Regions from separate parts of the Mus musculus genome. Here all the other regions are linked to region 1. The links are chromatin loops, found by intact Hi-C in ENCODE. Cell type or tissue: left cerebral cortex. All regions are shown on one strand.

What was found. Peaks named below come from ENCODE experiments on the same cell type or tissue, not always from the same donor. Only the 100,000 strongest peaks of a DNase experiment are listed, where the experiment ranks them.
Region 2: it touches region 1 in a loop (8-fold over the local background); 29 of 42 quality-filtered maps call a loop at or near these places.
Region 3: a loop joins it to region 1, with 4 times the contacts of the local background. A loop is called at or near these places in 39 of 42 quality-filtered maps.
Region 4: it touches region 1 in a loop (6-fold over the local background); 39 of 42 quality-filtered maps call a loop at or near these places.
Region 5: a loop joins it to region 1, with 3 times the contacts of the local background. A loop is called at or near these places in 28 of 42 quality-filtered maps.

The regions. Positions count from the first base shown.
Region 1 is chr5:112,238,662-112,243,661 of GRCm38, forward strand. It overlaps Gm52821 (a long non-coding RNA gene), which reads right to left and starts at 992. Exons shown (of 3, transcript XR_003955957.1): 1 at 471-992. RefSeq lists an enhancer at 1-1,859. In left cerebral cortex, a CTCF peak has its summit at 2,279 (motif pointing right); DNase peaks (open chromatin) are centred at 478, 2,271, 3,802 and 3,954.
Region 2 is chr5:112,424,405-112,429,404 of GRCm38, forward strand. It overlaps Sez6l (seizure related 6 homolog like), which reads right to left. Exons shown (of 17, transcript NM_001253916.1): 13 at 3,972-4,166; 14 at 2,322-2,354; 15 at 1,210-1,321; 16 at 219-321. Among named protein-coding and RNA genes, the nearest start is that of Gm6588, 23 kb to the right of the region's middle. In left cerebral cortex, CTCF peaks have their summits at 3,078 (motif pointing left) and 4,777 (motif pointing left); DNase peaks (open chromatin) are centred at 1,358, 3,091 and 4,749.
Region 3 is chr5:112,333,485-112,338,484 of GRCm38, forward strand. Tfip11 (tuftelin interacting protein 11) reads left to right here. Exons shown (of 14, transcript NM_018783.4): 8 at 1-7; 9 at 91-197; 10 at 833-1,001; 11 at 1,376-1,619; 12 at 2,089-2,231; 13 at 2,531-2,696; 14 at 3,502-4,589. The coding sequence ends at 3,857. Srrd (SRR1 domain containing) reads right to left here. Exons shown (of 7, transcript NM_001359388.1): 5 at 4,834-4,988; 6 at 4,518-4,563; 7 at 3,907-4,257. The coding sequence ends at 3,922. Among named protein-coding and RNA genes, the nearest start is that of Srrd, 7.1 kb to the right of the region's middle. In left cerebral cortex, a CTCF peak has its summit at 2,279 (motif pointing left); a DNase peak (open chromatin) is centred at 2,167.
Region 4 is chr5:112,323,799-112,328,798 of GRCm38, forward strand. It overlaps Tfip11 (tuftelin interacting protein 11), which reads left to right and starts at 2,571. Exons shown (of 14, transcript NM_018783.4): 1 at 2,571-2,675; 2 at 3,687-3,872; 3 at 4,164-4,384. The coding sequence starts at 4,173. In left cerebral cortex, a CTCF peak has its summit at 2,427; DNase peaks (open chromatin) are centred at 1,638 and 2,512; H3K4me3 peaks cover 1,492 bases; H3K27ac peaks cover 1,121 bases.
Region 5 is chr5:112,415,267-112,420,266 of GRCm38, forward strand. Sez6l (seizure related 6 homolog like) reads right to left here. Exons shown (of 17, transcript NM_001253916.1): 17 at 3,885-5,000. Among named protein-coding and RNA genes, the nearest start is that of Asphd2, 23 kb to the left of the region's middle. In left cerebral cortex, a CTCF peak has its summit at 2,639; DNase peaks (open chromatin) are centred at 2,328, 2,934 and 4,436.

The sequences.
Region 1 (5,000 bases):
TGTCTCCCAAAGGTCTCCTGTAGAAGGCAACTCAGCCCTCAAGTACCCCTTCAAGGATGACAAATGCAGACCCTCTCTGGGGAACATCCAACATGTCTGGATTGGTAATAGTGTCTTCCTCCACATGTGGGTTGTGGGTACCTGACCTCTGCTTGCACAGAGGCAGGGCCACTGTGTTCACAATGCAGACGCCTCAGGAGGCACTAGGGCAGACTGCAGAGAAGGGACATGCACACTCAGGGCCTGCTGAGTTCCATTTCTGGATTGGCACTGCAGTTGTTATAGACACCGTCAGCTGGTATGGTACCAGGGATTGGCACCAGACCCACTTTACAGACAAGGATATTGAGACTGAACAAACAGGTCTGAGCTATGATGCAGCCCCAACATTCTTCATCCAAGACCACCACCATCCTAGTCCCACCCAGAATGCCCAGAAATCCCAGAGAAATCCTCTCAGCCAGCCGTACCCACTCTCTTGTTATCTCACTGTAGTTGTTCTGCACAGCAGGGCATTCAGTATTTATGAGATGCCCTCAGCTTTCTGTGGAGCAGCTGAGCTCTGTCTATGTGCTTGGAGGAGAGAAGCAGACCTCTGCAGTCAGTGACCCAGCAGGAGGGGGCTGGGCTGGGTTCAGGCTCTCATCTGGCATCTGCTGAGCCTGTGAGGACAAGTGGGGCTGGGAACATATGGGTGAGTCTGGAGACCTTTGTTCTCTGGCTTACCCAAGTACCCAAGGCACTTGCAGAGAGCCCAGAAGGGGGCTGGGTGGGCAAAAGAATGTTTGAAATGCTCAGTGGTCCAGGCACAGGGGAGGCCAGCCAGTCTCGCAGGGTGTGGGTGTGCAGGGTATGGGTGTACAGGGTGTGGGTGGGAGGGTATAGGTGTGCAGAATGTTGGTATACAAGGTGTGGGTGTGTACAACATGTGCACACAGAATGGGTGTGCAGAGCCTGGGTGTACAGGGTGTAGGTGTGCAGGGTGTGGGTGTGCAGGGTGTGGGTGTGCAGGGTGTGGGTGTGCAGGGTGTGGGTGTGCAGGGTGTGGGTGTGCAGGATGTGGGTGTGCAGGATGTGGGTGTGCAGGGTGTGGGTGTGCAGGGTGTGGGTGTGCAGGGTGTGGGTGTGCAGGGTGTGGCTGTGCAGGATGTGGGTGTACAGGGTATGAGTATGCACAGCATGGGTGTACAGGATGTGGGTGTGCAGGGGGTGTGCAAGGTGAGGATGTGCATGGTTTGGGTGTGCCCCTTCTGAACCAGTGTTGGGCACTGTCCCACTTCTCGCCCAAAGAGGAGAGTTTAGAAATATGTTGTCGGACCTGGGCATGGAGCAGTAGGAGAATTCTAGTCTAACAGACACTGATCTCTGGATTTGACCTCCAGCACAGCGTGCACACACACACACACACACACACACACACACACACACGGTGCGGGTGAAGAACTGGGGAGACGGCTCAGTTGGCAAAGTGTTTGCTGCACAATCACAAGGGCTATGTTTGATCTCGAGGCATCCACAGCTTGTTCTGTGACACTGGCCCGTAATCCCAGCCCCCAGGAAACAGAGACTGGTTAACTGATCCCTGGGGCCCAGCAGCCACCAGCCTCATCTAACCATGGAGCCCGGGAGAGATCCTGTCACAAAGGAGGTTTCCCTGAGGATGCCACTATAGTGTGCCCCACCTCCCCAGACTTTCTAGGCACAGGCACCCACATGCACACCAATATTATACATGAATGTAATGAAATATTACATATATTACATAAGATAAGGTAGGAACCCCAGGGTCAGTGGCACATGTCTGTAATCCCAGCATTTTGCTGGCTGAGTCAGAGAAATCAGCTCAAGTCCAGCCTAGGCTGCACAGACAAAATAAAACAAGAAAACAAGAAGAGTAAGACTTAGAAAAGGATACATAGTCAGAGATTTAATTGTTCTAGACGCAATCACTCTGCTCTGAACAGTTCCTGGGAGTGGGCTGATCCATGTTTCTGAGCATCCTGGAAGCCAATGAGAAAACGGAACACAGTTCAGAACACAGTTTCGCACAGGTCCACAGTGAGTCAGAAAACACGCAGATGTGGAGACTGCTATGGCTGCTTTGAGAGCAGGAAGAAGCTCAGGCCCCGACCTCACCAGGAAGCGCACTCTCCTTGGCACTAACTCTTCCTTGCCGATTGGCCCACCCCACTCTGCTCCAGCACCCACCCCGCACCCGAGAGCTGCAATCTTCAGCAGCGACTAAATGGATGTGTTTCCACAGTTCACCACGAGGGGGCAGTGCCACGCAGGTCCTGATCCACAGACCGCACAAGAGAGGACCAGGATGCTGGGGAGCTTGGGAGTTGCTAGGCCTCCATAGAGAAGCTGGAGGGTGAGGCGAGGGTGAGATGGGGGACAGTAAGTGAGGGTGGGGTGGAATGAGCCTCAGCCTGTCATTTAGAGAATCACTTGAGCTCAGGGCCAGCCTAGGCTAAACTCAGTCCCTCTTCTCTCCCTCCTTTCTTCCCCCCCACCACCCCTGACCTCTCACGTCCTCCCACTTCTTCCCCAACTCCCCTGTAGGCTTGCAGGTAAAGGCACTTGCTGACAAACCTGAGGGCTTGAGTTTGAACCCTAGAGCCTACGTGGTGGAATGAGAAAAATCAATGCCCAATGTTGACCTTTGACCTCCATTTGACAGATGAGGCACATATTCACACACACTTGTAATAATAACAATGTACTTTTCAGTGTAGTGATAACTTTTTAATAGTCCTTATCTAGCTGACTCAAGGTGCCTGGCATACTCTAGATGGGGGAGAGGTCTTTGGAGAGAGTCAGGAGCCCAGAATCTGTGCAGCATCTTGGCCCTGTCTTCTGTATGGGATTGCACAGTTGGCCTCAGTGTTCCCATAGGAACTAGGAACAAGAAGGCATAGTAATGAAGGATCATGGTCACTGTGAGAGAGAGAGAGTCAAAAATGAAGGCTCAGAGCTTCGCAGCTCTAGGGCAGAAGTAGGAACATCCTCCACCAAGCAGTGTAAGCTGCAGGGCCTATGTTTGGGGTAGGTGCTGGGGAAGTAAAGTCAGGGTTGGAAAATGTCAACAGAAATTTCCTCTTTAAATGTCACAAGAAATCCAAGTCTAGCAATTGGGGGGCGGTGTATATGATGACAGCTGGTTTTGGTTGTCAACTTGACTATATCTAGAGTTAACTAAAGCCCAAAACTGTCTCTCTGGGCACACCAGTGAGGAACGTTTTGCCTCACTGGATCATTTGAACTAGGAAGATCCACTTCTAATCCAGAACTCTGGGGTAGGAAGGCACATCTCCTAATCTGGGCCACACTTCTGTCAGCAGTCTGTATAAAGGGTTTGGAAGAAGGAAGCTCTCTCTCTCTCTCTCTCTCTCTCTCTCTCCCTGCTTTCTCCCAACCTCACGAGCCTGTTCCATCACTGACAAGAGAGCCTCCTTCTTTATGATTCTGGTGTATACTGAAGACCAGCTAAGACATGCAGCTTCACAAACTGAACAACTGCTGGATACTGGGACCTTCCATACATAGGCAGCTATTGTTAGATAGACAGACAGACAGACAGAGAGGGGTTCAGTAAATTTTGTTACCCCAGAGAACCCTGACTAACACACTGTGCAAGGATGCGGCGTCTCCCTCAAGGGGCACAGAACTCTGCTGCTGTTCTGTTCCTCGATGTGCTTGCCTGATGCTGCCTTTTTGTTGGCAATGGCAAGGAAGACTTGGAGCAGAGCCAAGGGTGGGCAGGAAAGGGAGGCACCTCCCACCTGTGGTTTCCCGTCCATTAATCTAGTAATTACAGCCCCGGAAGGAGGGTGGGCAGATTCCCCACCCACAGGGCAAGAAGCAGCAATGCATGACTCCTTCTTGGGGAAGAGAGGCGACAACAGTGCAGGGGGTGGAAAGGAAGGCAGCTTCCCCCTCCCCCTCCTGTTTCTACTGTGAAGCAGTTTCCTCTGAGGTTAGAACTTTCTATCTCTGATGGCGGCTCTCTAAGACTCAGGGTGTTTACGGGAGATTAAAGTAGCAGATGAGCTAAGGGGATGAGACTGCATTCCTTCAGAGGAGCTCCTTAGCTTCAGGAAGTCCCTGAAACTGAGCAGATTCACTAGGCCCCTCCCTAGTGGTAAAGCGAATCACTCTCAGAGGAGCCCAGCTACCTGAAAGAGGCTCATATCAACTGAGACTCCAGGAAAGGTCACTCTCCAACCTGTTGAGCTGTCTGCAGACTGGGCAGCATGCTCCAGGCTCCCAGCTTTGTGAGCTGTCACCTGTGCTAGGGTGGGCTTTGGTGGCACAGCTGTCTTAAGAGTCACTTATGCTCCTGTAAGTAACCCCAGTAAAACTACCTCACGGCTCACCAAGTTTGACTTTAACGGTAACTGAACTTTGACCTGTCACTGAATCCCTATCTGGGGTGTGTGAGCTTTGTTCACTGTTCCTGGGAACAGCGTCAAACATCTTCTCTCTCACATTCAAGCTGTGGTGGTTCCTTCCCTGCCCTCAGGTGCCATTGAAGCCTAGTCTGTATTCTCTACTCCTGGACATTGGCACACATCAACAGTGGGAGGAGCCACACGGAGGAGACCAGCGGGCATTGGCTCACAGCAGCAGTGGGAGGAGCTACACGGAGGAGGCTGGTAGAGGAGGGGAGCACAAAGGCACAGTTGCTTGTCTTGTATTTCCTTTCCCACATATGCATCCTTGGACCTCAACACTGTGCCTTTAGGCAGAAGGGAACCCAAGGGTTGGAGGGGTAGGATGGCTGCTGGAGGTCACCCCATCTAATGAGTACCACCATAGGATCGAGACCCAGGTGTGACTCCCTTCCTGAGTAACCATTAGGACGCTTCGAAGAGCAGAGAAACAGATGTGGTTTTTTGGTTTTTTTTTTTTTTTTTTTTTTTTTTTTTTTTTGCTGTGTGGCCTTGGGCCAGACATTGACCCTCCCTGGCCCAGAAGCCCCTAGTTTGAGGGTGTCC
Region 2 (5,000 bases), 190 kb after region 1:
TGATCTGCATCATCTCCTGATGTCCAAAGGAGCCTGCACAGCAAGGTGCAGAAAGAGCCACACTGCTTTTAAGGAGTGGAGCTCAGCTAGACACAAGAGCTGCCCCTGGAAGCTCCAAGCTGGGTTCTAATCACTGATGGCTTGTCCGGGCACTCTGCTCATTCCGGGATTAGGGAGGGCAAGGGGAAGCCCTCCAGGAGGGCAGTAGGACCACTTACCCCAGTCTCGTAGATGGGATTGTCGAACTCAGTCTCCACGGTGATCTGACTGTAGGGGTGGGAGTACATGAGGGGTAGGCGGAGGCTGGAGTATTGTCGGCACCTGCAGGAAAAACAACAGTGATGGAGCTGCACCCCTACCCTGATGCCCCAGGGCTCTGTGAAGGGCATGGGGTGGGTAGACACAGCCCTGAGCTGGTGGGGTCCCACTGAGGGACCTGCAAGTGCTCTTCACCCATGATCCCATAGGGCTGCAGCAAGCTAGCCTTGCCCTCCTTCTCTCTCTCCCTCTCCCCTCCCCCCTCTCTTTGACTTGTGAAGTACTTTATGTGTCTTTCTAACACCGGCCAGTGTCTCCCTGGATGGCACCCCACCACACGCTGTGCTGTGAAAGGCAGGGGTGAGGTCTACAAGGGCCACCCACACACCATTCTGCCAGCCTCCCACATCACTCACTACCACTTTAAAGCCCGCTCAGAAGTGTTACTCAGCGTGGTCTCTTCTACCCACTCCACCGGAGCATGCAACCTCTGCTCCAGGGTTCTTCTGTTTATCGACTATCGGTCCTTGATTTCCTCCTGTGCTTCGGAGATCAGCTACTTTTCCTCACTGGAGTCTGCTTTGCTCACTGCGATGTTCCCAGAGCCCAGAGGCTTCTGGCACATGGCGGTGGCTCTGAAATCGTGAGGAAGATGTGTGTGTGTGTGTGTGTGTGTGTGTGTGTGTGTGTGTGTGTGTGTGACTGTTCTAGACGTGGCTTTTTGTCCTTTGAAGGCAACTTCTGTGACCTTCAGCACCTGGGATCAAGCCCTGGGACACCCCTTACATTTGCTAAGTGAACAGAGGGATGACTGTCCCCAAAAAGTCACCAAGACGCCTTCTGATTCTGACCACAGCCTCTCACGAGGCACACGAGGCCACTGTACCCAAGCGTCAGGCAGAGATGCTGAGGCCCCAGAGGTGAGGTTCACAACGGCACAACCCAGCCTACCTCGTGACGTAGATGTAGGCTCCTCCCAGTAGCAAGGAGATGAGAAGGACCGGAATGAAGATGGCCAGCGCCATGTTCCCACCTTCCAGTGAGGACTCTGCTGCCGCTTCTGCTACTGAGCACACAAGCCACTGAGCTTCTAGTCTCCCATGAGCCCCACCCCCACGGGGAACCTGGCTCTCAAGTGAGTGCCCCTCCCCAGCTGATATCCCACAGCCTTAGACACAGAAGAGCCGTGGAGGAAACAGAGCAGAAGCTGGGTTGTACCCTCGGCTGTGGTGACCCTTTGGTCGCTGAGAACCAATTCGAACCCTGTTCATGCTAAACCCATAGGAAAGCAGAAATCTGGTTAAAAATTCAATCCAGGGAGTCACTTGGACAAAGTTCTACAATCATCTTGCCTCGTTCTCTGGCCACTTCTGTGAATGGCTTGCACCAGGCTGGGGCCCATTCTAGAGCTCGCTTGTGAGATGTGCCCAGGGGTGGCTCGGGGCAGTGTGGACAGCTCTACTGCCCAGCTTCCTGCTGCCCCCAATGCATGTGGCAACTGCAGAGATCCTGGTGGATATTCTGGGGCCTGGGAGCCTTTTCCTAGCAGAGTTGGGATCCTCCTCTCTCACATTGGTTCTAGAAAGCTTGAGCTCCTCTGCAGCCCTCTCTGGCCATGTCTCACAAAGCTCAGCCATCCTCCCATCTGTAACACATTAGCCACTACCTACATGGGTGAAAATGTGGCCTGTGAGCCACAATCAGCCCCTCCTCCCATAAACTGCCTCCACTGGGAATCTTGTCATGGCAAGGAGACATGTGACTAAGATGTGAACGGAAGGAAGGAGTCTCAAAAACGAGAGAATCCTGGCTAGCTGTTGTCACCTGTCCATAGGAACAAGCCACATCCAGGAGGAGAGGCGACTGTGCCAGGGAGCAAAGCCCGAGGTTGTGAGCTGCCTCACATGGGTGCTGGAAACAAAACTGGTCCTCTGCAGAGCAGTGGACTCTCTTAACCGTCTATCTCTCTCTCCAGCCCTAGTAGCTATGTCCGGAGGCCCCGGGAAAACCTATCAACACAGCTGCCTGATGTGCTAGAACTTACAAGATAGAGGAAGACTCACCTTCCAATGCATGTTCAAAACTGTCTTGGTTAACTGAAACAGAAAACAGGAAGCAGTGTCAACTCAGAGGAAGTTCACTGTTTGCACAGACAGGGGGTCGATGGTCCCCAGGAGTGTGGGGTGAGCATGGGGCCAATGGTGTCTTGCAAGGCAGTTCCCCACAGTACCTCCTGCGATGTTGAGAGGAAGGAGATGGGCAAGCATCCGCAGTGTCATGGACTGTGATGGCACATGACACACATTCTGTATCTCGCCAAGAGCCCGTGCATTCCCACCCACTTCTTGCCAATCTCCTACACAGTGATGGTTCATTATCATTATTTTAAAGGAGAGCGAATGGGTTCAGAGAAGTGCAGTGAGACCTCAAAGGTCACACAGTGTCTAAGCTGGGAACTTGGGATTCCAACCTGCGGCACTAGTCTCTCTCGCAGCTCTTAAGGTTTTGTTTTGCGTTTTCAAGACAGCCTCTTGTGCTGGCCTGAACGTTCATCGACAGCCTCTCAATTGCTGTTCTGGTGGGTGTAAGACACCACCTCTAACTATGTAATATCTTCACGGAGTCTTTTATATATTTTTTCCAAGGATGTGTGACTCAAGACCCTGATACTGACTGTATTACATTCACCTCCCATAGTTATTGGCTGGGATCAGTAGTCTATATAAATTATTTTCATAAACTCGTATTTTTTTTTATAACCCTGAAGTTCAAGGTGCTGGGGATGATAATCTATCACCAAAGCCACCTGGTGGCCAAGCACTGAACTGCACCCACCAGGGCACTCCTGGATGCAGAGTGTAGAAGCAAGTGAAGGCTTAAGTGGAAAACTGCACTGAGAGCGGCCAGGCTGTGCAGGGCATTGCATGCATCCTCTGTCAGGCCCCAGGACTCCTGATTAGATTCTGACTAATTGAAGTCACCATTGAGCAGTGATGCCCTCTGCTGAGAAGCTAGCTGGCTTCTCGGCTTCAGAATTAGTGCCCAGATTTATAGGTTGATGTTGTTTCAGAGGGGGCCATGGCTGGGCTTCAGTGGCTCTGTAAGAGCTGGCATGCTCTCTTTGTCCCACTGAGGGATGGCCCTGATGCATTAGCAGGCGGCATGCATCCCCCAGAGGTGCAGAGTCGTGCCTTGAACTCCACAACCCTGAACCAAACAGACTTCTTCATAAAGTATCCATTCTCAGGTATTTTGTTACAGTAACAAAAAGGGATCAAGAATTGGTGAGGTGGCGCACACCTGCAATCCCAGCACTGAGGAGGTAGAAGCAGGAGGATGGGAGTTCAAGGCCAGCCTTGGTTACAAAGGAAGTTCAAGGCTACATGATACCCTGTCTCAAGAAACAAATATATGAACAAATGAAGAAACCAGACTGGCTAGGCGTAGTGGTGCACACCTTTAATCCCAGCACTCGGGAGGCAGAAGCAGGCGGATTTCTGAGTTCGAGGCCAGCCTGGTCTACAAAGTGAGTTCCAGGACAGCCAGGGCTACACAGAGAAACCCTGTCTCGAAAAAAAGAGAAAAGAAATGAAACCAGACTGGACAGGCACCCACTGGATTTGTATTCTGTGACCCCCTCCTCTCCCCAGAGCAAGCTCTCAGTTTCCCCTGGAGATAGCCCTCACCCTGGCTCCTTGGGTCTCTTTCTTTACCTTTACAGATGGGCAGGGGCCCACTCCAATGGGACGGCTGTCCCAGAATGCACCGGATGGTCACTTCGCCCATGAGCTCAAAGCCCTCGTAGCACATGAAGGTGAGGGACTCTCCGGGCAGGTACAGCCGCTTGTACAGGATCTGGTACCCGTTCTCAGGCAGTCCTGGGTTGTCACACGCCAGGGACTCCTCAGCTGAAATGAAGCCAGACATGGCTCTGAGATAGTCCCAGGCTCTGGGTGACATAGCCCCACCCGGCGGCATCCTCTCTCTAGAACCCCACCCTGTGCCCAGATGGTTCCCGCTCTGTCTCCCATCTCTGGATACAGATGACACGTGGGTACCACAGAGCGAATAGGGTTGTAGAATCTGGGCAAAATTAAATAAAATCTAGGTTCTATCATTTGTTAGCTGTGCCATCTCTAGAAAGTATTAGACCTTTTCTGGTCTTCAGTTTTTCTCCCTAGCAAATGCGAATATGGCTGCAGGACTCCACAAGGGCTTGGGTGTAAGAGACGGAGAATGTCTTCGCCCCTTGGAGGGCGCTCAGTAAGGGAGGGATGGTGGTAGCGATGGATTATCGATTAAAAAGACGGTCCACTCCTCCAGAGCTCTTCTGGTGTGTTCCGATCTAGCCTTGTCACGCACTTCTCCAGGAATCCTTCCCCGACGCCATCTGCCACGAACTGTCTAGTGTTTCCTCCCTCCCTCCAGCAGTGCCCACGCAGTAAAACCCGTTATCCGGGTCAATTGTCTGTGAAGCCAAAAAGCCAAGGGGCTGCAACCAATAGGCTCACGCTTCCCCCTGATGGCTGCGCTCGGGTACTGCAGACGCCAAGTACGGGCAGAGGCCGATTTAAAGGTGGGTGAGCCATTTGCCAGGAAGCAAACCCCTCAGACATGTACAAGATTTTAAACTGTGGCAAAATCCTCATAAAGTTTACCGACTAGCTGTGAACAGCCGACCTCTAGGACTCGGTGCCCCATGCTGGGGCCACTAGCGTTAAGGCCCATCTCCCCTCCTCCAG
Region 3 (5,000 bases), 95 kb after region 1:
CCTCGAGGTGAGCTAGGGTGCAGCCTGCTTTTGGGCTGGGGCATGGCTACTGAGGTGGGCAGGCTGATTGATGATGCTGGTGTTCTGCAGGACGGCAGCTATGGCACCCAGATCATCTCCAAGTGGAAGAGCCTCCTGGAGAACGACCAGCTGCTGTCTCACAGCAGCCAGGACCTGTCCTCCGATGCCTTCCACAGGTGCCAGGCCCTACCCCACTGTATTCCCTCATCCCCTCAGCCCCCAAGGAGCAGGAGTTGTGCTAAAGGCTGGGGGGTAAGCCATTCTGGCCCTGTTGACTCAGCTCCACCCCGGATCTGCTCTGGGTGTGGAGATGTGCTCACCCGTGTGTGCACGAGTGTCCTGAGCATCCAGGAACTGGGCTCACCCATGTGTGCACGAGTGTCCCGAGCATCCAGGAACTGGGCTCACCCATGTGTGCACGAGTGTCCCGAGTGTCCAGGAGCTGGGCTGACCCTGACCATGAGCAGCTTTCACCCAGTCTGGAAAAGGCAGTGCCAAGAACTAGTGAGAACTAAGAATGACCCAGATGTAGAGAGGACATTCCAGCTGTGACCTCGGGTGTGAGAACTGTGAACTGAGGCTCCTGGTGGGAGAGCAGCTGCTGCCCTGTGCTGTCACTGTCAGCACGTGGGCCTGTAGCAGTCCTGCCAGTGCTGGGTCCACTGAGGTGCCCAAGGCCGAGAGCCAAGACATCATGGCAGCCTCTGTGGGCACTGGCCTGAGGTTTCCTGTGGGGGTGTGTGGGCTGGCACACTTTGAGCACCGTGAAGGCAGCAGTGTGGCTGACCAGAGGCTGCCATGCCTCTAACAGGCTCATGTGGGAGGTCTGGATGCCTTTCGTTCGGAATGTCGTCGCCCAGTGGCAGCCACGGAACTGTGAGCCGATGGTGGATTTCCTGGACAGCTGGGCACACATCATCCCCGTGTGGATCCTGGACAATATCCTGGACCAGCTCATCTTCCCTAAGCTGCAGAAGGAGGTATGGCATTGCTTTGACAGTGTCTCTTATCTGTGCACAAGAGCCCAGAGGTTGAAGGACTGCCAGCATGGCTGGGTGGCCTGCAGTAGTAGTTCTAGCCTTCTCCATAGTACCCCCTTCCTACCTCTCTCGGGTGGGCATGGCCTTTCTCAAGGCCTTTATTGAACCTTGAGCTGTGCTGAGGCTTGAGTTGGTGGCATGAGTGTTTAATTTCCTTCTGTGGAGGGACCTAGAGTACAGAATACCTATTTACCTCCTCAGTGGGGTTCCCCCTCCACACACACACACTGAGGACTGTGACCCTTGGTCAGGATACAAAGGCCTCTCCCTAAGGACAGCACTGCTGTATCATGGTCATCCCACTCATCCTGCAGGTGGACAACTGGAACCCCCTGACAGACACCGTTCCCATCCACTCGTGGATCCACCCGTGGCTGCCGCTCATGCAGGCCCGCCTGGAGCCACTCTACTCCCCTGTGCGCAGCAAGTTGTCCAGCGCACTGCAGAAATGGCACCCCAGCGACGCCTCAGCCAAGCTCATCCTGCAGCCCTGGAAAGAGGTCCTCACCCCTGGGTCCTGGGAGGCCTTCATGCTCAGGAACATCGTGCCCAAGCTGGGTAAGGACATGGGGACTTGCGGGCCGAGTGCAGCCTCAGTGTCCACTATGAGGTATACTCCTTAGGGCAGAGGTGGACGGGACTGGAAGCAGGCCCTTCCTGCTGTTCCTTCATAGCTTGACCAGGGTCTGCAGTCATGACTCTGGACTCTCTGTGCTTTGTCTGACAGGGCTGGTTTGAATGTCAGAACCAGAAAGCCTCTGGCCCCCTATTTTTTAAGGAATTATTTAATGTATGTGAGAACACTGTTGCTGTCTTCAGACACACCAGAAGAGGGCATCAGATCCCACTGCAGATGGTTGTGAGCCACCGTGTGGTTGCTGGGAATTGAACTCAGGACCTCTGGAAGAGCAGTCAGTGCTGTTAACCACTGAGCCATCTGTCCAGCCCTGGCCTCTTAAGTGCTTGTGACTCATGGGATTCACTGTGGGTGGAGACTGAAGAGTGTGCCTTGCTGTCTCTCTTGCAGGCATGTGCCTGGGAGAGCTTGTCATCAACCCCCACCAGCAGCACATGGACGCCTTCTACTGGGTGATGGACTGGGAGGGGATGATCTCCGTCTCCAGCCTGGTGGGGCTGCTGGAGAAGCATTTCTTCCCCAAGTGGCTCCAGGTGAGCAGTGTGGTCCAGGAGGGTCCCCAGTGCCCTCTGCTGTCCAGTCACAGAATTGCCTCAGCTCAGCTCCTCAGAGAACCTGTTGGGGATGTGGAGATCAAGGCTTTAGCACATTTAGGCCACAGGCTGGCTCCAGATTCTCCTGGTAACTGCTAGAAGCCGCAGCTTCATGTGCCCTGTAGTGTGGGATGCTGGGAGGAGCAACACTGAACACAACAGTAGCCCCGGGAACTCTGCCCTCCCTGCCGTGGTCCAGTGTGTACATCATCAGCTCAGAGTCCTGTGTCCTTTGGCAGGTGCTGTGCTCCTGGCTCAGTAACAGTCCCAATTACGAGGAGATCACCAAGTGGTACCTGGGCTGGAAGTCTATGTTCTCAGACCAGGTGCTGGCCCACCCTTCTGTCAAGGACAAGTTCAACGAAGCGCTCGACATAATGAACAGGGCTGTGTCCTCCAATGTTGGTGAGTAGATATCTAAGTTAGGCTGTCATTGCTGTGACTGACACCAGGACCAAGGCAACTCTTGTAAAGGTTTGCAGGTTCAGTCCTTTATCAAGGTGGGAGCATGGCAGCATCCAAGCAGGTATGGCAAGGGAGGAGCTGAGAGTTCTGCATCTTGTTATGAAGGCAAACAGAAGACTGACTCTCAGGCAGCCCACACCCACAGTGACACACTTCTGGGCCAAGCATATTCAAACCACCACAGTAGTTTGCATTTGGGTCACCCTGTGATCCACTAATCACCATACTCTAGCTCCCCAAATGCATTTTCCATGTAAAGTTTAAATTATATGTTTATGTATGTGCCTGGTGGACAGCCATAAGAGGGTATCATGGGCCTGGAGTTAGAGAGTTATGGGCCATGTGAAGGGGGAGCTGGGAATCAAACTGGATTCTCTGAAAACATACATATTCCTAACCAATGAGCCCCATTTTCTGTTCTACAGAGGGGCCTCTGAAGCAAGGGATAGTAGAATGAATGTAGGCCATGCTAGACTACAAGGTGACCTCATAAATGGTGACTTTAGGGGGCCACATGTGTGGGCTCAGCCCTTGTCCACATCTCTTAGTAGTGAGAGAATCACTTCTGATACCTGATATTAGCTACTCAGCTCCCAGACCAGTTTTGTGGTAGTGACTCTCCCCAAGCATGCACTGATCATGTTAGTGGTACCTGGGCCCTTCAGCAGCAGGTCACACACAGCATGTCATCCTGGGGTTCTGCATACCCGGGGTCACATCTCATCTCTGTCCTCCCTTCTCTCAGGTGCCTACATGCAGCCGGGTGCGAGAGAGAACATTGCCTACCTCACCCACACAGAGCGCAGGAAGGACTTCCAGTACGAGGCCATGCAGGAGCGCCGGGAGGCTGAGAACATGGCACAGAGAGGCATCGGTGTGGCCGCCAGCTCCGTGCCCATGAACTTTAAGGACCTCATCGAGACTAAGGCAGAGGAGCACAACATTGTGTTCATGCCTGTCATCGGCAAGCGGCACGAGGGCAAGCAGCTCTACACCTTCGGCCGCATCGTCATCTACATTGACCGGGGTGTGGTGTTTGTGCAGGGCGAGAAGACGTGGGTGCCCACCTCCCTGCAGAGCCTCATCGACATGGCCAAGTAGACATCGGCCACACCAGACCGGTGTGAATAAACAGCACTGTAAACCAAGCTGATGAATAACGTCTCTATTTGGGAGACCAGGCCACCAGGGCAGGATGTGACTCAGTGTCCCCAGTCGGCCTGTATTCCTGGCCGGGCAAAGGATCTGGTGTGGTGTGCACCGTGGCTCCTGGCCCAGGTGGAGAGAACTGTCCTGTTACTCCAGCTGAGCGATCTGTAGCTTTCCTGATGATCTCCAGGTCCTCACAGTCCTGGTAGTCAGGCTCTTCCTGGGATGCCCACAGGTCCCCAGGCAGTCCTTCCAGCTTCAATAGTGGGAACCAGTGGACAGATGTATCATTAAAGGTGTCAGTGTACTGGGGAGTCTGCGGCAGTGGGACCTCCTCCAGGCCTTTCAGAATCTGAGCAGAGAGGACCAGATACGGGCATTAGGTACACCCCTCTCTATCTTCACCTGGCCACCCCACCGTCCTTCTGAGAAATAAGGGATGGGGGGGTTGTATTTCAGCACTTTTCAGTCCCATGCCAGTGAGACTGCTGGGCTCGCCCTAAGGATGAAGGCCACTGGCACACAGTAGGAGAGGCACCAGCTGGTTGTGCTTAGAAACATGGACAGTGTGGCTTTGCACCCTCACCCCGGCCCAGCTATTCTGTCAGACACCTTTGCAATGTAGGGGTAATTTTCCTGCAGAATCCTCGCCAACAACCTACAAATAAAAACATACATACACAATTAGGAAGTATATGGGTGTTTGCTTTCTTTTTCAACAGGTAAAAACTAGTTCAGAAAGGTTGAGGGATATGCAAGAGGGCAGCACAGGCATGCTGTGAAGCAGATCAGGAGTGTCTGCACTTAAAGCATGGCTGCCCAAACACTTCTGCCCTTGGAAGACTCCTTAGGTGCTTTAAGCTAGACCCCTAAACCATTTACACAGGTCCTCACAGGGAAGCTAGGCCTGGCATTCCTGCTGGCTCACCTTTCCTCAAGGCCTCGGAAGCTGTTCCCGATGATGAGCACCCTGGACAGGGCGTCTGCAGACCAGTTGCTCCACAGCAGGTTGTTGTATAGAGCTGTCCCACAGTGTGGCATGTAGAAGACAGTGGGCTGGCCCTGGACACTGCGCTTGCCTTCCTGTGGAACCAG
Region 4 (5,000 bases), 85 kb after region 1:
AGCATTCAATAAGCAGCATTCCTCTATGGTTCCTGCCTGAAGTTCCTGTCCAGATTTCTCTCAACCACAGACAGACTCATTAGAGATGCCTCTAGGGCCATGGTTCTCAACCTTCCTAAGGCTGCGACCCTTTAATACAGTTCCTCATGTTGTGGTGACACCCAACCATAAAATTGTTTTTATTGCTACTTCCTCACTGCAATTTTGCTACTGCTACAAATCGTAATGTAAACATTTTTGGAGATAAGAGGCTTGCCAAAGGGATCATGACATGAGCTGAGAACCACTGCTCTAAGTGGGGCCCATGCTTTTGTCTCCTCCCTTAAGGGTTAGCCTAGTGGGGGCAAATCAAGGAACTGCTTAAAGGTGCTCACCTTAAACTAATGTACATTCCCAGAACATCCAGAGTTCTGACGCAGAAGGGTATAACTATTCCTTTTTGTTGTTGTTCTCCTCCTCCTCTTCCTCCTCCTCTCCTCCTTCTCCCTCTCCCTCTCTCTCAACAAGGTCTCATTACTTACCCCTGGATGTCCTGGAAATCTGGGCCAGGTTTCACTGAGATCCAACCACCTCTGCCTCCCCCAGTGCTGAGATTAAAGGTGTGTGTCACCTGCTTTCTTTTCCTTTCTAGTCTTTTCCACTTGGATTCTGGTCACAGCCTAAGTGTGAGAAGTTTTTGTTTGTTTGTTTGTTTGTTTGTTTTGTTTTGATCAAAGATGGCTAGCTTGCCCAAGGTCCAGTATTCCATAGTCCGTGCTCCCAGCCCCATCTTGGGACACTCTTGTAGTTTATGTCAAACCCCAAATACCAGGCATTTTTTGATACTTGCTGGTCATAAGCTTCCTCTTGGTGTGGTTTATGATGTGCCAATCCCATCAGAATGACGCTGAGCTCCTACCAACGGGATGAGTCACCTGATAGCACGATAGCACGTGTGTCAGAATGGAATGGAACGGAACGGAAGTACCCTTGCAGCTTGCGTGTGCTTGTCTGCCAACTTGGGGTCACTGCCTTCCTGGTTTACTTTCACTTGGTTCACACGCAGGGATATTCTTTCCCAACACAAGTATGCTTTCAACTTTCCTGTACTGGGATCCCTTGCTCATGCGCTGAAGGCCCCCTGCCTGCTCGTGGCCGACCTCCACACTGGCTCTCCCACACCACCATGCCTCTTCCCTTCTTCGTTCTCCTCCCGGCAGCTATGAGTTACAACTTGCCTGCCGTTCCCGCCCCCACCCCCAACCCTGGCCCCACTGCCCGCCCTCAGCTCTCTGTATCAGTTCTTAGATGCTTTCATTCACGTGACCATAAAACCCCAAGAAGGGACCCTGATCCCACAGTATCACATTGGCTCTGACGGACTCCCCAAGAGCCTCACTAACAAATCCTCCTGCATGTTTTTTGGTTAGGTTTTATTGCTGTATTGTAAAGACCATACCCAAGAGCAATTTGGGAAGGAAACTGATTTATTTGCTTTACAGATTACAGTCCAAAGACATTTTTAAAAAGAACTGAAGTAGAAGCCACGGAGGGAACGCTGCTTATTGGCTTGCTCCCTGTGCTTACAGCACCCAGGACCACAGGGGGAGGCCCCACCCACAATGGGCTGGGCCGTCCCACATCAATCATGAATCAAGCAAACGACACCAGTCTTGCCTACAGGCCATCCGATGGAAGCACCGAGTCCTTTTCCTAGATATCTCTAGTGTGTATCAAGCTGACAGGGGAAAACAAAAATAAGTCCAGCCAACAACAAAACCCACCAGGACCCAGCCTTTTAGGGTATTAGAGAAAACAAATTAGTTTCAGAACCAGAGATGGCACCAGACTATGTATAGATTTGTAAGATGTGTAAAAAGATGACATATGCTCTTTGTGGGTCGCGTTGGCACACGCCTTTAAGGCCAGCACTCAGGAGGCAGAGGCAGGCAGATCTCCCGAGTTCGAGGCTAACCTGGTCTACACAATGAGTTCCAGGACAGTCAGGGCTACACAGAGAAACCCTGTCTTTCTTTCTTTCTTTTTTTTGGGGGTGGGGGGTTTCGAGACAGGGTTTCTCTGTGTAGCCCTGGTTGTCCTGGAACTCACTTTGTATGTAGACCAGGCTGGCCTCGAACTCAGAAATCCACCTGTCTCTGCCTCCTAAGTGCTGGGATTAAAGGCGTGCGCCACCACGGCAGGATGAGAAACCCTGTCTTGAAAATTCACAAAACCAAAACCAAATCAAACCAACAAGAAACCCCAACTCCGTTCTTTCCCAGCGACAGAGAAATAACTAGAGCAAAGAGGAGAACAATAAAACTGCTTCCTGGAGAGAACTCGACATGGGGTCGCGAGGACATTTTAATCTCTCAGTGTCCTCGTGACGCTGGTAACGCCAAGTAAGACTCCAGTGCCTGGCGACGGCTCGCCCTGGAACGAGACGGCCACTCAGCCTCAGTTCCGATGGGAACCAGAAGCAGCGCGAGGCGGGATCACCGGCCCTTCCGGGTTGCAGACACGCCCCCTCCGGCGTGAAGTCGCTGCCGGGGCAACAGCGCGCCACTTCCGCCTCTGAGCGATGACGTATTTCCGATGCGCCGGTAAAGGCCACATCCGGGTTTGGGCTGGCGGGACCCTCGCAGATTCGGGGACGCTGGGCGAAGGCTGTGTGGCTCTCGCGGATGCTGAGCGAGGTGAGCAGGCGGCGGGGTGGCGTCCCGGGAGCGCGGGCTGAGGCTCCGAGGCTCCGTGACGACGGCTTTACGGTTTCCCTGCGCTCCGGGCCCGCTGCTGACATTGAGCTGAGCGTCTCCTGTCCCCTGTGCTGGGGAGGTGGCGGTGCTGTAATTGAGTGGGCCTAGGGCTTCCTGCTCCTTTGAGGAAACTCAACATGTGCTGGTTGCTGGGGTCGGAACCTGTTGAGTTTCGCCGGTGCATAGTGAGGAGGAGGAGGAGGAGGAGCAGCGGGGGGGGGGGGGAGCTGTTAGTCACCGCGGAGCCGTTTTCACGCTGTCAGTCACTGGTGTCACATAGTGAGGATGTTACTGTGCAATGCACACAGTGTCGGGTCGGGACCTTTGAATGTGATAACCACACTCACAGGTGTTCATAGAGGCGCGATTTAGACTCAGGCTGGGGTGTTAAGTGTTAATGATTTTCACAATCATTTTGAAGGATTCACTTCGCAGTCCTGACTTGTAATGAGTGTGAACCTGAAACCCGATCATGGAGTGGAAGAAGATGCTTTTTTTTTTTTTTCCTTTTTCCTCCCTTTCCCCCCGTTTCTGTTTTTTGTTTGTTTGTTTGTTTTGTTTTTTGTTTTTGTTTTCAAGACAGAATTTCTCTTTAGCAGCCAGCCCTGGCTGCCCTGGAATTTGCTTTGTAGACCAGGCTGGCTTTGAACTCAGACCCCCCTGGTCTCTGCCTCCCTACTGCTAGAGTCAAAGATGTAAGGGTGCTGTTTCTTGAGCACCTACTGGGAGCGGAGCTTTCGTTGTTGTTTTGTCGGTTTTGAGACCAGGCTGGCTTTGAACTTAGAGAGATGGATCTGCCTCTCTGCCTCCAAAGTGTTGGAGCTTTTGTTTTTCGAAAGTATCATCTTAATCAGTCCTTACAAGCTTCTCCTGGAACTGAATGAATGCAGTTATGAGAGAGAGAGATGAATAGCTACCTGGGTAGAACACTGTTTTTTCCCTACCCTCTAGGAGTGACTGCAAAGTGGCATTCAGAAAGACTGCAACCTTCCAGTACCGTAGAAGCCGTTCAGGGAAGGAAACCTTCAGTCCCGTGGAAATAGTATTTCAGAAAATGCTCTGAAGTTTCCCTGGAACTGCAAATTGGCTAGATACAACTTTTCCTGGAGAAGTAAAAAGACCAACCTGGTTTCTGAGGTAATAACATTTAGAGCTGTTGCTTCCTTTCTGTGGCATATGTGCCTGTCATTCTGTGGCCCCGCCCCACGCGTGCATGGTGATTGACTCTGACAAGGCATTGTGCGTTAGGCCCCCTTCGGATGGCTGGGTCTGACTTGTCTCACTTGTCACGGAGCTGGTCATTTTGCCCTTTGTTTAATGGCTGCTTTACTGAGTTGGATCATGAGGCTCATTAATAGCTTTTTGACACTGGCGGATCTTCTGCTAGCCCCAGGTTCTCACAGTGCTGTTCTTGTCACCGTCCTCTAGTGACTGGCCATGTCTCTGTCCCACTTGTACCGGGATGGCGAAGGCCACCTTGATGATGACGATGACGATGAGAGGGAGAACTTTGAGATCACCGACTGGGATCTCCAGAATGAGTTCAACCCCAACCGGCAGCGCCATTGGCAGACCAAAGAGGAGGCCACCTACGGGGTGTGGGCGGAGCGAGACTCGGACGAGGAGAGGCCCAGCTTTGGAGGCAAAAGGTACTGTGTGCTGGGCTGCATGCCCTGGGTCTGGAGGATCGGGAAGGCATCCCAGAAGAGTTTTCTGCCCTTGTAGAGTCCGGGTGCTACAGCATCTTGCTATGTGTTGTTGAGCTGGGGTGGCGAGCTCCCCCTCAGCAGTTACTGTGTGATGGGATCAGGGCTACTTATGGATAGGGAAGTGCTGACCCACCACAGGCATGGCAGCTGTGGGGCCATGCTGTGTCAGGGAGCACTCACAGGGCACTAGAGAACAGGGAGTTTAGAGAGGGTGCTCTGGAGAAAACGCTGTTGGACCAAACGGAGGTAGAAAAGTGAGTAGGTCCACAGGGGAGAGTGGTAGTACAGCCTGGGGTCCACATTAAGATGCTGTCTCAAGTCTCCCCACCTAACTACACTCAGAATGTTTTGATTAATTTTACTTAGGATTTTTATCTGTTTGAGTTGTTCTGACTTTTATCCTTGAAATAGTATCTAAAACAAACACTGTGTGTGTGTGTGTGTGTGTGTGTGTGTGTGTGTGTGTGTTTACAGGCATGCTAGATAAGTGCTGTACCACTCTAAAGCAAAGCAGACACTAAGCTAACACAGTCTTTTCAGTTGTAAAAGGGGGCCC
Region 5 (5,000 bases), 180 kb after region 1:
GGGACTACGTGACTAGGGCAGAAGCAGACAGAGGATTTGAAAGGGGTTTCCCTGTAGTGGGCCTGGCGCTTTGCTTCCCACTCATCCCCCTTGCAAAATCTCAGTAGAAGTCAGATTTTCCCATGGACTGAGTATAGTCACTCCCTCTAGACTGAGCTACACCCCTCCCCTTTTTTTGAGACAGGTCTAGAAGTTAAGTGCTTTAAACATCTTTGTAGTACTAGAAGTGAGTCTCTGAGTAAAACATTTCAGGAGCCAGGAGATCATGGTAATCATGCAAATCTTTATCTATCATCTGTATCTGTGCCTGTAGCTGTATCTTTATTTCTGTCTTTGTCTGTCTCTCTCTGTCTTTCTGTGTCTCTGTCTCTCTCTGCTGTCCTCTCTCTCTCCCTCTCTCTCTCCCTCCCTCTCTCTCTCTATATATATATGTGTGTGTGTGTGTGTGTGTGTGTGTGTGTGTATTTTTTTTTCATTCATTCATTCTATAATCTGGGCATGCTTCATGAGCAAGGGAGAGATAGCAATGACCTTGGTTTCTCTTTCTCTGCCAAGAGTGAAAGGCAGCCTGCATTTCTCCAGACAGAATTCTGCTCATTGGATAGAGCCCATTTCATCAGATGTCATTATCCAGAGAAAACAGCCAGCTCCCTGCAGGAAAAGTGTAGAGATGAATGATGTATAAGTAAGGGTTTTCTAGGGGAACAGAACTGTTGGAATACACACATGCGTACATACACATACACACTTGCACACACACCTTCATATATGCACACATACATGCATACATGCACACACACACACTCACACACATACACCCATGCACACACACTCACACACATACACACATGCACACACACGTGAACACACACACTCACACATCCTCAAAAACTTGCACACACATACATACAGGCACAAACATGCATACACACACACACACACACACACACACACACACTTGCACATACTCATGCACATGCTTTTCCTCAGATGATCTAGATTTAGGGTGGGTCTTTCCACTTCAAATCATCCAATCATTGAAACCCCTCCCCCGTGTGCCCTCCCAGGTGTAGCCTCCCAGGTGTGCTCTCCCAGGTGTTCCACACAGGTGTGCTCTCCCAGGTGTGCCATCACAGGTGTGCCCTCCCAGGTGCTTGGATTGTTGTTAATTCTAGGTCACATGTGACCTATTTTCAAGTATGGAGTGGTGGGGAGGAGCATTCCCCCCCTCTCTCTTGCTCGCTCTTGAGCCCATGCTGCCTTTTTTTTTTCACCTCCCACATTCAGAGGTTCGTTTTCTCCCCTCTTCTGGGTCACACATAGCCCAGGCTGGCTTCAGCAATCACACATTCACATCAAGTACAACCATTACCCTCTGTGCTCTATGGCTACAATTCTGCACAAGGAGGCCTGTGAGAGGTGGTCCCATGGCAGGTTATCCTTGAGTATCCAGAGCGGCAGGACAATGAGCCTGGGCTGAACCTTAGCCTGGCCACTCCCTTCCTGCTGGGCCATCCTCTCCTTAGGCTCGCCTGCAGAATCCTCTGCACACCAAAGCTCCTCTGGCCTCAGCTGGTGGGAGAGCCTGCAGTTGATAGCACAGGCTGCTGTTGCTAAGCTACACCCATGGCTTGGCCTGGCCTCACATGCATGACAGCTCTCGACAAGCCATGAAATGAGATTTGCTGACATGCCTGCTTGCACTTGTCTGTGTAGGGACAGTCTGTGACTCCTGGTTTGAATGTTTAAATGGTGAGGCTACGTAGGTTCTCCGTTCTCCTTCCCACTGGGACCTTTGGCTCTGGGGCAAAATGTTTCTTCCTTCCCAGGCTTATAGATCTCTTTGCAGGGATGCTACAGTGGCTTAGTTTGAGCCCCATGTGCAGAGGCTCACCTGTCACTCCAGCACTTAGGATACTGAGGCAGGAGGATTGCTGTGAGTTTTATACTTGTGTGGGCTACTCAAAAGATACTTAGCACTTTGAGGCAGAAACAAGAGGACCCCTCGGGCTTGGTGAACTCCAGACCAGTGAGAGACCTGTCTCAAAAGAGTGAACTGATGCTCTGAGGATATTTGGTGTTACCTTCTATGGTGGTTTGAATGGGTTTGGGCCCCGTAGTCTCATGTGTTTGAATGCTTGCCTCAGGGAGTGACACTCTTAGGAGGTGTGGCCTTGTTAGAGTAGCTGTGGCCTTGTTGGAGGAAGTGTGTCACTGTAGGGGTGGGCTTTGAGGTCTCCTATGCTCAAGCTCCACCCAGTGTGGAATTGGAGCTTCCTTCCCAGCTGCCTTCAGATCAAGAAGTAGAACTCTCACCTCCTCCAACGCCATGTCTGCCTGGATGTTGCCATGCCTCCCACCACGATGATAATGGACTGAACCTCTGAACCTGTAAGCCAGCCCCAGTTAAATTTTTTACGTAGAGGAGTTGTCTTGGTCATTGGTATCTCTCGACAGCAGTAAAACCCTAACTAAGGAACCTCTGGCCTCAAGGTGTTCACAGAAACATGCATACAGATACATGTTTCAGAGAAATGTGAGAGACTTTGGATGAAAATTTATAGGGGAAAAAAACCTGAAAGGCTGGTAGAAATTTTGAAAATGGCATTTCTACACTCTCGTGCTCAGGATCCCCTAGGGCAGCCCTCTAGCTGCAGAATCTGCATGCTACCGCCTCCATTGGATCTTTTGCTGTTTGGGTGGAGGAATGCAGTGTCTTCTGAGACCCAGGCTTCCTCTCCTGCCCATTGAATTCTTATTTCTGTCATCCTGATGTTGCTTCCACGTGGGGACTGCGGTTCTCCAAGGTAATCTGACTGGGATTAAGGTAGAGAGGAAGGGAGTTGGGACTGAAGTAGTCTCCAGTGTGCCTTCCCTTCAGGAGATCTGCTACTCTCCAGACTGCTGTCTGCCCCACCACTCCAAGCTAAAGCTAGAGACTGCTGACCAGCAGGTGTTCGGGAAGCAAGCCCAGTGTGAGGCAGATTGGGAAAATGTAACAATATTGTTGTGAACGAAATCAAGCACCATGAGCAGCCTGGGGCTGTGCTACTATGGCTCATGGCTGAGACTCTGTCTCAACAAAGAAACAACAAAGACACACAAATTGCTGATGTAGCTACAAATACATTTCTCTATTCATGTTTACTGAGAGGGTCTATTAGATTAAGATATATAAATTGAAAACTTTGGAATTGAAATCTTTGGAGGCTATTTTTCTTTTTGCGACACAGTCTTACCGTGTAGCCCAAGACAGACTTGAATTATAGTCCTGCCTCTGTCTCCTGATTACAGGAGCATGTCCCTTCCTGCCTCTTCCTCCCCCTTCCCTCCTCTTTCTTCTTAGTCCTCCTCCTCCTCCTCCTTCTTCTTCCTCCTCCTTAGAAATGATGGCATCTTCTTTTGAAAAACACAGTTGAAAATTATATAGAACTCAAATGCGTTATTACCAGAAGGAAAAAACCCTGTAGCCTGTTTTTTGGTCTATTTAATAATAATAATAATAGTAATAATAATAATAATAATAAAGCTTTAAGATTATATTTACCTTCTTTGTGTGCTTGTTTATGTCTATGCACATAACATGTACCAGGAGGTCAGAGGATAGTAGCTACAGCCAACTTTCTCCTACCTTCTGGGTCCTAGGATCATACTCAGGTCATCAGGTCTGGAGCCTCCCACTGACCCCGCTAGCTAACTTTGCTCACTCCTTTTGTAGCAGTTCCCCAGACAGGTCTTGTTCTAAAGGTGACCAGGGCCACTGCAGAGAGGTCTTGCATCTCCATCTGAAGTATCAGCACTTGCTACCTCATCCCGATCTCCAGAAACCAGAAACAGTCCCTGGTGTCATCGCGGAGCTTTGGAACAAAACCCACATCCAGGCAACATCTTTTACAACTGTTTTATTAGCAGCAATATATACAAAGTGGAAAATGATTTCATTTCATTTTTTTCTAGCTTAGAAAGTTTGCCTTTTTTAAATTCCATTTGATGATAAATGAAAGAGCAAGCGTCCCAGAAGACGCCCGTTTTTTTGTGGGTGCCGAGTGCCGCACAAGACTGGGCCTGGAGTGCCATCTCACCAGGCCTCATCGAAGACACAGGAAGGTCACCACCAAAGGAAGAGGTCTTTTTGCCTACGGTTCCTGAAGCTACCCATTGGTTCGTCGGAGTCCCCAGGGTGCCCATTCAGGCTAAACCCTTTCTCCTTCTCCAGGGCTGTGTGTGGACTTCCAGAGTTGTCCCCTGAGGTTTGTAAGTTCTCCAAAGAGCTGGCTTCAAAGGCTCAGGCTGTGATCACTTGGAAAGATGGTCCCCCAGGCAGAGGTCAGAATATTTATGTTGGCAAAATGAGTCTACCAAAAGGCAAGCTAAGGGGGGTGGGGGGGGAGGGAAGATGAGCTCTGAGCAGAAGGGGGAGGAGCTGTGCGTGTTGACCGTGCTGCCTGCGCCAATCAGTGTGAAGGATGCGCACGTTCCGAAACACGTGTTCCCACTGACGTCAGAGCAGGGAGCTGCTTGTGGGAGGGCTCACGAGTGTATCCCGTTCGAAAAATATTTAATCCTGATGGGTTCAAATTTCCATCTTGTAAAAACAGACAGGTATGGACCATCATGAAATGCCTTGGGACTGGCATCTGATAATTCGGCACTGGTAACATCATCATTATTATTTTTAATCAAACCTTTACATGTTACAGATACACAGGTATTAAAAAAAAAAAAGACACCACGTCCTTTCAGTCATTGCACATTGTGAGCTCGCACGATCCACCTCTAGGCTAGAACAACATTTTAAAACACAGCCACACCAATTGTACTACTAAGTCAGAACTGAGATATTGGTCTCCCGTTAAAAAAAAAAATCAACATTTTTACACTACCTCCCCCCTCCCCCAATAGTCAAGAGATGACCTGGGCATGACCTGGTCAGCTTTAGGGAGCAGGGTTAGAAGGGACACACAGTCAGCCTTTATAGAAGGCAAGTGCTTAGTTTCCAC